2 separate regions of the Homo sapiens genome follow, and region 2 is linked to region 1. Evidence: read pairs that join two places in POLR2A ChIA-PET (ENCODE). Cell type or tissue: CD4-positive, alpha-beta T cell. All regions are shown on one strand. Links, peaks and the distances in the headings refer to the core of each region. The heading gives the core; the rest is flanking DNA.

Region 1 (8,049 bases), core at 2,480-6,479:
GTTCCAGCTACTTGGGAGGGCGAGGTGGGAGAATCACTTGAGACCAGGAATTCAAGGCCGCAGTGAGCTATGATTGCTCCACTGCACTCCAGTCTAGGTGACAGAGTGAGACATTCTCAAAAAAACAAAAACAAAAAAACCATCCACCTTCTCTCTTCTAATACTTACTCAAGACATCATTGTCATGAATTCTATTTTATTGATGTCAGTACTCCTGTACTAATAAGCCAGATGAGTTAAAAACAACAGCAGCCTTGCAACCAGCCATGAAGCAAGTGATCTTATTCTCATTTCACAGATGAGGAGACTGAGGCTCTGAGTGGACTCCAGCCTGCCACGGTCTCCCACCGAGTCAGGTTGGAGCCTGCACTTAGGCCCAGAGTTATGCTTCTGTGTCTCAGATGCTTGGGGGTCCCTGCCCACAAAGGTGGCCCCCATGTCTGTGTGTCCCCACCCATCCAGGAATGGTATGGGGTGAGACAACAGGAAGAGCTCCATGGGTAGTCCCCACCCACTGCCTTCCATATGCCAGTCTGCAAGCAGAAAATGAACGGGAAGCTCTTACCTGTGCCCATGTGTTGTCCTGGCTTTGGGTTTGCCCAGGGGGCAAAGTCCTGGTCATTGTTGAGACAAGTTCACTGCTGCTGAGGGCCGAGCAAATGGTGACAAAGGCCAGATTCTAAATTCCTACCTGGTTACTTCCTGCTCCGTCACCATCACCTCGGGCAAATTCTGAACCTCCCTCAGCCTCATTCCTCCATCTGTGCTTGCAGGGAGAATATTTTACTGTATCTTCCATAGTGAGCTTTCCAGGAGAAGCAAAAAAGAGTGGTGTATAAAAAAGCAAGTTTATGACTGCTTCTGTGCCAGGCACTGTGCTGTGCACTCCAGAGCCAAAGGCCTGGGTTCAAATCCCAGCCCACTCACTAGCTGTGCATCCTTAGGCAGGTTCCTGACCCTCTCTGGGCCTCGGCTTCTCCATCTCTGCAATGGAGATGATATTAATTGTATCTGCAATGCTCCTTGGATTGGGTCCATGGTTAAGTGAGTGAGTGAGGCTCAAGGGCTTCTTTTTTTTTTTTTAGAGATAGGGTCTCACTCTGTTGCCCAGGCTGGAGTGCAGTGGCATGATCACAGTTCACTGCAGCTGCGACCTCGTGGGCTCAAGCCATCCTCCTGCCTCATCTCCCTTAGTAGCTGGGACTACAGGCATGTGCCACCATGCCTGGCAATTTTTTTTTGTATTTTTGGTAGAGACGGGGTCTTGCCATGTTACCCAGGCTGGTCTTGAACTCCTGGACTCAAGTGATCTACCTGCCTCAGCCTCCCAAATGGCTGTGATTACAGGTAGGAGCCACCGCGCCCAGCCTTCAAGTGCTTTTTTTTGTTAGTGAGACTGGTACAACCAATGCCAAGGCTGGTGAGCAAAGTTGCACCCAGTTGGGGAGGGGCGAAACCAAGGGCAGAAGGGCCCAGGGCATGGCCTCTCATGGCTGAAGGAAGAGGGGACACGTGGCCAGTCACAGTGACCTCTGCAGACCTCAAGAAGGAGGCCAGCTAGGAGCCATAGCTGTCACTAAGACAGTCAAAATCTAATCAGCACCCTGGCGCCAAGAGGCCATTGTCCGCTGCTCAGGACAGTGAGTGATAGTCGATAACCAGCTCTCTGGAGGTCAGGGCCCCGAGGTGGCTGAGATCTGTGCCTGCATTAGGACATTTAAGGGGACTCCAAGCCAGGATTTGCTAGTGTTTGCCCAGCAGGGAGAGGTGGAAAATTGGGGATGACCAACCAGGCCTCCCTGCTCACAGCCAGGGGAATTCATCCTGTCGTTCTTCCATTCAGCAAATATTCATGGAGCACCTGCTGTGTGCCAGGCACCGTGCTAGGCTCTGGGGAGATGGCTGTGAGCGGGATCGACACTGGCCTTGTGTGAGCTGGCCTTGCAGTAGGGGATATGAGCACCAAACACATAAGGCCCGAGTGTGCAATATGCCACAAAGATTGCAGAGAAATAAAGCAAGATAACAGGTTGCAGAAAGATGGAGGCCAGGCTGGCTGCTGTTCCTGGGTAGGTGGCTTCTGGACACAGTTTCCTCAGGCTCTGTTTCCTCCTTTGGGCCTCTGGAATCTTCTGAAGACAGGCCTGGCTTCCAGGATCCCGGATGGAGTTGCCTGTTGACTGTGTGGACTCAAAGTGTCCACAGTGCGCCGGAGCGCGTGGTCTTCCCCAGCAAATCTGCTTCTCTTCTCGGCTCTCCATCGTGGGAAGGGTCCCTGGGATCCTCCCCACCACCCCAGCCTGAGGCCACTTTCCCTCTGTCCCCGCTCTCCCCAGCCTGCTTTCCCCACCAAGCGCCACCAAGTCCCTGCTGCCTCCTCCTCCCAAACAGGCTCAAACCTGCCCCCTCTTCGCCAGCTCTCAGCTCAGCCCGCTCCTCTCCTGCTTAAGAGCCTTCACTGGCTCCCCACTGCCCTAGAGACAGAGTTTGAGTCTACTGCCATGGCTTGGCAGACGGTGTTGTCCCCGGCCTGCCAACCTTCCAGCTGCCATCCCAGCCAGTCCTTCTCCCCCTTGCTCCAGCCAAGGGCCCCGCTTGTAGGGTGGGAAGTGGGCCGTGCCCTCCCTCCTGCCTGCCTATTCGCTGGGTCTTCCCTCATTCCCTCCCTCACCCCGCCCTCTCATAAGAACCTTCAGAATCTGCCAGACGCAGTGGCTCACGCCTGTAATCCCAGCACTTTGGGAGGCTGAGGTGGGTGGATCACCTGAGGTCAGGAGTTTGAGACCAGCTTGGCCAACATGGCAAAACCCTGTGTCTGCTAAAAATACAAAAAAATTAGCTGGGCGTTGTTGTGGGCACCTGTAGTCCCAGCTACTCGGGAGACTGAGGCAGGAGAACTACTTGAACCTGGGAGACAGAGGTTGCAGTGAACTGAGATCCCACCATTGCACTCCAGCCTGGACTACACAGTGAGACTCTGTCTCAAAAAAAAAAAAAGAACCTTCAGAATCATAAAATGGGTTTAATAATTATACTTATCTCATAGGGAGGGCTTAAAGCACCTAGGCCAGTGTCTGGCACCAAGGAAACACTGTATACCTGTTAAAATAAGAATAAAATAAAATACACATGCTCACTTATTGAGTGCCTGCTGTATGTCGGGCCCCTCCCCGAGAGAACTCTGGTGCATCCCCGATAAAGAAACCTGACCCTCTAGGATGAGGGAGGGTCTTCCCTGAGCGCCTGCTAACAGCCTCCTCTGCTAATCTGAAGTCCTGCAGCTTGCCCAGCAGGCTGGCTTGTCACACGGGCTACCCCCACAGGCCGCCATCTTGGAAAAGGCCAATGGCTGTGGAATCATTCTTGACTCCTATTAGCCTTCCTGTTCTCTCTCCCGCCCCACAGCATCCATCCTGTCAGCAAATCCTGTGGGCTCTGTCTTCAACACAGATCTAGAATTCAGCCCCTTCTCAACCTCCCCATCTCCGCAGCCTGGTGTGAGCCCTGGCACCTCTCTCTGGGGCCAGTGTGGTAGCCTCCTCACTGCTACCCACTTCTACCCGTGCCCCCACCACCCAAGCAAGAGAGGTCTTTTTTAAAGTCTCATCATGTCACTTCTTTGCTCAAAACGCTCTGGCAACTTCTTCCTTGCTCAAATATTTGTTAAAAGAAGAAAGGAATGAATGAATGAATGGCCTGTTTGCATCTGTAATAGCCAGCACATAGGCAGTACTTGGAAAACACCCACAGCAAGAATAAATGAGGAGATGGCTGGACACGGCAGCTCATGCCTGTAGCATGTTGGAAGGCCGAGGCAGGAGGTTTGCTTGAGGCCAGGAGTTTGAGGTTGCAGTGAGCTATGATTGTGCCATAGCACTCCAGCTTGGGCCACAGAGAGAGATCCCCATCTCTACAAAAATTTAAAAATTATTCGAGCATGGTGGTGTGTGCCTGTAGTCACAACTACTTGGGAGGCTAAGGCAGGAGGATCACTTGAGCCCAGGAGTTCAAGGCTGCACTGAGCCGTGACGGTGCGACTGCATTCTAGCCACAGAATGAGACCCTGTCTCTAAAGCAAAAAAGAGAAGGAGAATAAGTGAGGTACTTGAGCAAGTGGGTGAGGATGGTTGAGCCACAGCAGGCCCACAGGGAGGCTGGTGGGTGCTGTTGGTGGAGGGGGCCGATTTGTGTTCCTGGTGGCTGCAGAGCCAGTCTGTTGCCTCCCCTCCCTCCCACTGGCTGGGCTGGGGACGGAGCCAACCAGGCAGATCCCGGGCCATTCTGGGGCCCTGGCCTGGCCTGCCTTACTATCCCAGTGGGGCCACCGACGTGGCTGCCATTTCTGGAAACCCCAGTTCTAGGTAGGTTACTGTCCCAGGAAGAAGTGCATGCCTAGCTTCCTGCCAGCCCAGCCCAGCTGTCCCAGAAGCCAGAGGAAGCTCTGGGCTGGTTTCTTATAAGTAGCATGACTAACTGATTGCGCCACAGGAGCTGAGGTTTCAGGCCAGTTTCTGTCGTGGAGTTTCAGGGGTCAGCGGCTCCAAAGCCCCAGCCCCCACCCGAGGCCCCTGCTGTCCCTGGATTCCTCTCCACATGCCACCTGTCACAGAGGTGCTTGCATCCTGTCTGCAGAACCAGCCCCTCCTCCAAGCCAGGTTTCCTGCCCAGAGGGAAGAAGAGCAGAAGGCCTGTACCGCCCCCTGTGCGCCCCCAGTCCTCCGCCCCCTGCCCCCCTGCCACCCGCTGTGGGTTCGGGAAGAGTCCTGCTGGGTCGCTTCCAGGCTGCTGCTGGCTTCTGACATTTCAAGGCTTAATCACTTAATCTCCCCCGAGTTTTTTAAAAAAAGTGAGTCAAGTGTGTTCTCCTGGTGGCGGGCGTGTTTTCCCAGGCCCATGCTTCTGCTCATTTCCTGGCTGCGGCCTTCACTGACTTTGCTGCTTCCTAACTCTGTGACCTTGGCCTTGTCACTTGCTGTCTCTGGGTCTCAGGCCAATGGGTCTCAGGCCAGTGGGGCTCCCCGGACAAAGTTCCAGGGTTTTGGGGACTGCATTTCAAGGGTCAGCAACCACAGTCCTTAAACACGTGGATTTTGGAGTGACAATGCCTAGGTTATGGTTCTGTGACCACCAGCAAGTGCTCTAGCCTTTTTGTGCCTCAGTCTTCTCATCAGTAAAATGGGAATGTTAATGGCACCTACCTCATAGGGTCGTTGGGAGAACCAAATTGATTAATATATTGTAAGTACTTAGAACAGGGCCAGGCACAAAATAAGTACTGCATATACAGTTAACTATGGACAAAAGCTTGGGACCTGGTTCATGTTTAAAAATGATTATTGAGGCCAGGTGCGGTAGCTCATGCCTGTAATCCCAGCACTATGGGAGGCTGAGGCAGGCGGATCAGGAGGTCAAGAGATCGAGACCATCCTGGCCAACATGGTGAAATCCCGTTTCTACTAAAAATACAAAAATTAGCCAGGTGTGATGGCGTGCTCCTGTAGTCCCAGCTACTCAGGAGGCTGAGGCAGGAGAATCACTTGAACCCACGCGGAGGTTGCAGTGAGCTGATATCGTGCCACTGCACTCCAGACTGGTGACAAAGCTAGGCTCCATCTCAAAAAAAAAAAAAAAAAAGATTGTTGAATTTATTATTGCTGAATTTTTTTTTTTTTGAGACAGAACTTTGCTCTATTGCCCGGGCTGGAGTGCAATGGTGTGATCTCAACTCATTGCAGCCTCTGCCTCTTGGGTTCAAGCGATTCTCCTGCCTCAGCCTCTCAGCCTCCCGAGTAGCTGGGAATACAGGCACCCACCATCATGCCCGGCTAATTTTTGTATTTTTGTAGAGATGTGGTTTCACCATGTTGGTGAACTCCTGACCTCAGGTGATCCACCTGCCTCGGCCTCCCAAAGTGCTGGGATTACAGGCGTGAGCCACTGTGCCCAGCCTATTATTGCTGACTTTTAAACCATTCATTCATTTAATATATGTTTATTGTACACATGCTATGCCTGTGTCAGGCACTGTTTCAGGCACTGGGGATAAAGCAGTGAGCACAGCAGACATAAAGCTCTGCCCTCATGGGGCTTGTGGTCTCTCAGAGGGAGGCAAACAATGCATTTATAGACAAATACATAATTTAAATTTGAGGTTACCTATTATACTCCCAACTTGAAAAACTAGCAGTATATTGAGGTGGCTATTTCACATCTGATGGAGGAATATGTCTTTTGTGAACCATTTATGTTCTTTGCCTATTTTTCTTAAAGGGATGTTTGTCTTATTGATTTGTAAGAACTCTTCATATATTAAGGCCATTAACCGTTCATAATGTAGATTGCTACCTTTTTCTAGTCTTTTGCTTGCTGATATAGTTGGGATGTCATCCTCTCTAAATCTCTTGTTGAAATGTGATCCCCAGTGTTGGAGGTGGGTCCTGGTGGGAGATGTTGGGTCATGGGGACGGGTCCCTCATGGTTTGGTTCTGTCCTTGCCATAGTGAGTGAGTTCTCACAAGATCTGGTTGTTTAGAAGTGTGCGGCACCTCCCTCCTCTCTCTTGCCCTGGCTGTCACCATGTACGCCTGCTCCCCTCTTGCCTTCCCCGTGAATAAAAGCTCCCTGAGGCCTCCCCAGAAGCCAAGTAGATACGGGTGCTATGCTTCCTGTACAGCCTGCAGAGCCATAAGCCAATTAAACCTCTTTTCTTTGTAAATTACTCAGTCTCAGATATTTCTTTATAGCAATGCAAAAATGGACTAACACACTTGAGTTCTGTCTTTTTCTTATGGCATATTTTAATCTAGGCCAGACACAGTGGCTCATGCCTGTAATCCCAGCACTTTGGAGGCCAAGGCGGGTGGATCACTTGAGGTCAGGAGTTTAAGACCAGCCTGGCCAACATGGGGAAACCCTGTCTCTACTAAAAACACAAAAAATTAGTTGGGTGTGGTGGCACACACCTGTAATTCCAGCTACTCGAGAGGCTGAGACACAAGAATCGCTTGAACCCGGGAGGTGGAGGTTGCAGTGAGCCGACATCACGCCACTGCTCTCCAGCTTGGGGAACAGAGCAAACCTCCGTCTCAAAAAAAAAAAAAAAAATCTAGGGAAGTTGAAAACATTTTGCAGTCAAAGCTATCTTTGCTATCTGCATCTTGAAATAAAATAAACATTCATACATGTAACCTCATTAATCTGATTAGAGATAGTGATAAGTACTGGGACAGACATAAACAGGGTGCTGTGATAAGAAGTCACAGGGAGGGCCCGCATTAGTTGAGGGGGGTCAGAGAAGGCTTCTGAAGTGTTTCTGGTGCAAATGCTTGGAAAAGGGAGAGCTGGGAGTGTATCCCAGGGCTGAGGCCAATGGAGGATTGCAGAAGAGGGAGAGGGGATAGGAGGGGAATGTTAGAGGGATAAGCAGGGGAATTGGCTCTTTTCTTCATTTTCTTAAATTAAACTTTTTATTTTCAGATAATTAAAGATTTACACACAGCTGGAAGAAATCATAGAGAAGCCGGGCGTGGTGGCTCATGCCTATAATCCCAGCACTTTTGGAGGCTGAGGCGGGCAGATCACTTGAGATCAGGAGTTCGAGACCAGCCTGGTCAGTATGATGAAACCCCATCTCTACTAAAAATACAAAAATTAGTTGGGCATGGTGGCTTGCCTGTAGTCCCAGCTACTGGGGAGGCTGAGGCAGGAGAATCACTTGAGCCTAGGAGGTAGAGGTTGCAGTGAGCCGAGATCACACCACTGCACTCCAGCCTGGGCAACAGAGTGAGACTCCATCTCAAAAAAAAAAAAAAGAAAAGAAAAAGAAAAAGAAATCACAGAGAGACCCCTGCTTCTATGCTGTTCCCCCCGAGGGCAAGATTGTAGAAATCTGTAATACAGTATCACAGCTGGGATACTGACACTGATATAAGCTACTGACCTTATTGGGATTTCCCGATTTACTTGTACTCATTTTTGTGTTTGCGTACGCATGTGTGGTTTAGTGCTATGCAATTTTATCACGGCATAGGTTTGTGTATGCAGCCAGGA
Region 2 (4,000 bases), core at 1-4,000, 140 kb before region 1:
ATCAAAATAAAACATATGGCCACCAAATCTGCATTTATTATATCTAATTGGAAGAGACACAGTCAAGTACATGAATATTTCAGCAGTTTCCAGCATGCAAATCACCATGCCAGGACCCAATTACTCGTTAATCGGCACGTGCCCGGCTTTTGGTGCCCTGGACTGGAACAACACTCCATCCTTTCCCCACTGGCTGCAGTGTCTGGGTGGCTTCTAATCCTGAGTCACTTATCATTTGCTTCTGCCTTTAAATAGCACCCTAAGAACAGAAAGACTTGAAAACCCTCCTTCTCACCAGGTTATACCCTGGATTAGTGTTTGGGGAATACTATGAGCAAAGGCAAGCTATTTGGTTCTAAAATCAAATGTAAAATTCAGATCTTTTAATGTAATCTCTGACCTAATCAACGTTAATGTAAAGATTTTGGTGATGTTGTTTAAGCCACAGGACATAGAGTGAACAAATGGGAATTAATAGAGATTGATTTTCTGGCCAATTTCCATAAAGGCCCGTGTTCCCCTGCAGAGCGCAAGATGAGAATACAAGAGCAGTATTTTCCAAAAACACTGGTCATTTGGCTCTTGGTTGATCATTTGGATTTTTGCCCCCAGGATTCTTACCATGTCTAAGTATCACCGAGCAAATTATGCACCTGATATTTCTCTTTGAACCAACTCCCTTTATGTTTATTTTTGGTAAATTTTGCGTTATTATGTAAATATGAATTCAGTATCACTTGCCCTGTTTAGAAGGTATATTAGTGGCCAGGCACGGTGGCTCATGCCTGTAATCCCAGCACTTTGGGAGGCTGAGGCGGGCGGATCACTTCAGGTCAGAAGTTCGAAACCAGCCTGGCCAACATGGCGAAACCCCAACTCTACAAAAAGTACAAAAATTAGCCACGTGTGGTGGCTCATGCATGTAGTCCCACATACATAGGAGGCTGAGGTACGAGGATCACTTAAGCCCAGGAGGTGGAGGTTGCAGTGAGCTGAAATCTCACCACTGCACTCCAGCCTGGGCGACAGAGTGAGATCCTGTCAAAAAAATGTATATATATATTAGGAAAGTTTAGTCAATGCAACAAAGACCACTGACCCCAGCCAGGTGTGGTGGCTCATAAATATAATCCCAACATTTGGGGAGGCCATGGCGAGAGGGCTGCTTGAGACCAGGAGTTTGAGGGTGCAGTGAGCTGTGGATCACACCACTTCACTCCAGCCTAGGCAAAACAGCAAGAGCCTGACTCTACAAAACAATTTAAAAATTAGCAGGGCATGGTGGTGCATGCCTGTAGTCTCACCTAATTGGGAAGCTGAGGCGGGAGGATTGCTTGAGTCCAGGAGTTCAAGGCCGCAGCAAGCTATAATCAAGCCATGCACTCCAGCCTGGACAGCAGAGTGAGACCCCCAACTCTAAAAAATGAAATAAAAAATGATCCCAAGAGTTCAAAGGTTTAACATAGCAAATGTTGTGCATCCAGCATGGGCTGACGGAAGGCTCTGCTTCACTCAGAGACTCGGGCAGAGGGAGATGTCCTGAGACTGGGTAATTTATAAGGAAAAGAGGTTTAATTGGCTCATGGTTCCACAGGACATACAGGAAGCATGACAGCTTCTGGAGAGGCCTCAGGAAACTTTCAATCATGGCAGAAAGTGAAGGGAAAACAGGCATGCCATTTTTTTCTTTTTCTTTTTTTTATTTTGAGACAGAGTCTCACTTTGTCCCAGGCTGGAGTGCAATGGCGTGATCTCGGCTCACTGTAACTGCTGCCTCCTGAGTTCAAGCTATTCTCTCACCTCAGCCTCCTGAGCAACTGGGATTACAGGCGCATGCCACCGTGCCTGGCTAATTTTTGTATTTTTTTAGTAGAGACGGGGTTTCACCATGTTGGCCAGGCTGGTCTCGAACTCCTGACATCAAGTGATCCACCTGCCTCAGCCTCCCAAAGTGCTGGGATTACAGGCATGAGCCACCGCGCCCGGCCTGGAAACAAGCAGGTCTTACGTAGCCAGAGCAGGAGGAAGCGGCAGGGGGAGGTGCCACACCCTTTAAACAACCAGCTCTCGTGAGAACTCTATCACGAGAACAGTAGAGAAGGGGGAAATCCGCCCCCATGAGCCAATCATCTTCCACCAGGCCTCACTTCCAGCACTGGGGATTACAACTTGACATGAGATCTGGGCGGGGACACAGACCCAAGCCATCAGGAAGCAATGCCCTCTCAGAACGCCTGGACTCCTTGGTCACTGAACAGGAGATGACAGAGCTGGAGGGCCACTCGCTGACGTTTAAATCTTCCACCCAGAGTCCACGGGCCAAGAATAGTCGTCACGTGGCCCTGCCTAACTCCCAGGTGACTGGGAGATGTGGGGGTGCACATGCATCCTGGGAAGTGGCAAACGTCTCTGCTGCAGAGTGTAACTGCAAAAGCACATAAAGCCATATAATTAAATTCCACCTAGGATGCTGTGCTGTAAGACTGCTCTGAGCCAGAACATTAAAAAAGAAATTAGCAAGAGTTATAAACATGGTAAAGACATTTGTAGCACCAAGCTGAGACCTTCTCCTTGACTCCAGCGAAGGGATTAGGAGAGAATTGAAAAGGAAATTACTTTCACAATATGACTCAATGTTATTTAATGTATGTCCCTGTATCAACTAAAATTACCTGCAGGAAAAACTAAACCATGGAAAGAAAGTCTCTGAGGCAAAACAGAAACCAGACAGGGAGGAAAGATGTGTTACGTAAAGTAAGAATTCTTGGGTGGACAACAACATCACTGGTGTGACAGATGGTATTATCCAAAGATGACAACACCAACCTATCCCATCTCACAAGCTCTTGCAATGTGACAATGACAGGCCTCCTTCAAAAGGGAAGGAGCAGTCTGCATCCTCTCCCCTTGATTCTGAGTGGGCCTGAGATTATGGCAGAAGAGAACCCCATAACTTTCAAGGCAATGTTTTAAAAGGTCATATACCCCAAGAGTATACCCCAAGAGTAATGAACACACCTAAAGCCTAGATCTTGATTTCTGATACCATTCTCCAATAAAAGAAACCAGACTTCTTGAAAAAAATGGCTGATTCCAGGACTGGGGCAGGAAATATACATGATGAGCCTGGAGCATATTGTAGCATCAAAAAGTAAGGAAGTACACACATACATGCACACACACACCACAGGTGCCAGTGTGAAGAAGCTTCCAATGGCCAAAGCTAGAACAATTCAAACAACAAAATTATAAGTCTTGGCTGGGCGTGGTGGCTCATGCCTGTAATCCCAGCACTTTGGAAGGCCAAGGCAGGGAGATCACTTGAGGTCAGGAGTTCAAGACCAGCCTGGCCAACAAGGTGAAACCCCATCTCTACCAAAAATATAAAAATTAGCCAGGCATGATGGTGCATGCCTGTAATCCCAGCTACTAGGGGGGCTGAGGCACAAGAATCACTTGAACCCGGGAGGCAGAGGTTTCAGTGAGCTGAGATCACACCACTGCACACCAGCCTGGGCAACAGCGCGAGACTGTCTCAAAGAAAAAAAAAAAAAAGAAGTAGTCTTGGATTATAACCCAGAGTGTAAAATAAATAACCATGAGTCAATACAGGCATTAATAAATGATTACGTAAATAAATAAATGGGAAAGAGAATGGAGAAATCTTCCATGCTGAATAATTCCAAGTAATTTTTTAGATACCCCACCCTCCACCCCTGAGGAGACTGAAAATAACATCAGTCAGGTGCAGTGGCTCACACCTATAACCTCAGCGCTTTAGGAGGCTGAGGCAGGAGGAACACTTGAGCCAAGGAGTTGGAAGACCAGCCTGGGCAACATAGTAAGACCCTGTCTCTACTAAAAAAAAATTTTATGTCAGCTAAATAATGAGAACACATGGATACATAGAGGGAAACAACACACACTGGAGCCTATTGGAGGGAGGAAAGGGGGAAGAGAGAGAAGATCAGAGAAAATAACTAGTGAGTACCAAGCTTAA

The links. Peaks named below come from ENCODE experiments on the same cell type or tissue, not always from the same donor. Only the 100,000 strongest peaks of a DNase experiment are listed, where the experiment ranks them.
Region 2: POLR2A ChIA-PET joins it to region 1 with 8 read pairs; 9 of 35 experiments call an interaction of 5 or more read pairs at or near these places.

The regions. Positions count from the first base shown.
Region 1 is chr16:27,322,590-27,330,638 of GRCh38, forward strand. IL4R (interleukin 4 receptor) reads left to right here. Exons shown (of 11, transcript NM_000418.4): 2 at 7,477-7,609. Among named protein-coding and RNA genes, the nearest start is that of IL4R, 13 kb to the left of the region's middle. RefSeq lists enhancers at 1,877-2,731, 4,879-5,543. In CD4-positive, alpha-beta T cell, for the core only: a CTCF peak has its summit at 4,625; DNase peaks (open chromatin) are centred at 4,472 and 4,882; H3K4me3 peaks cover 300 bases; H3K27ac peaks cover 1,010 bases.
Region 2 is chr16:27,183,117-27,187,116 of GRCh38, forward strand. No RefSeq gene overlaps it. Among named protein-coding and RNA genes, the nearest start is that of LINC02129, 8.5 kb to the left of the region's middle. In CD4-positive, alpha-beta T cell, for the core only: no CTCF peak of the experiment used is centred there; no DNase peak of the experiment used is centred there.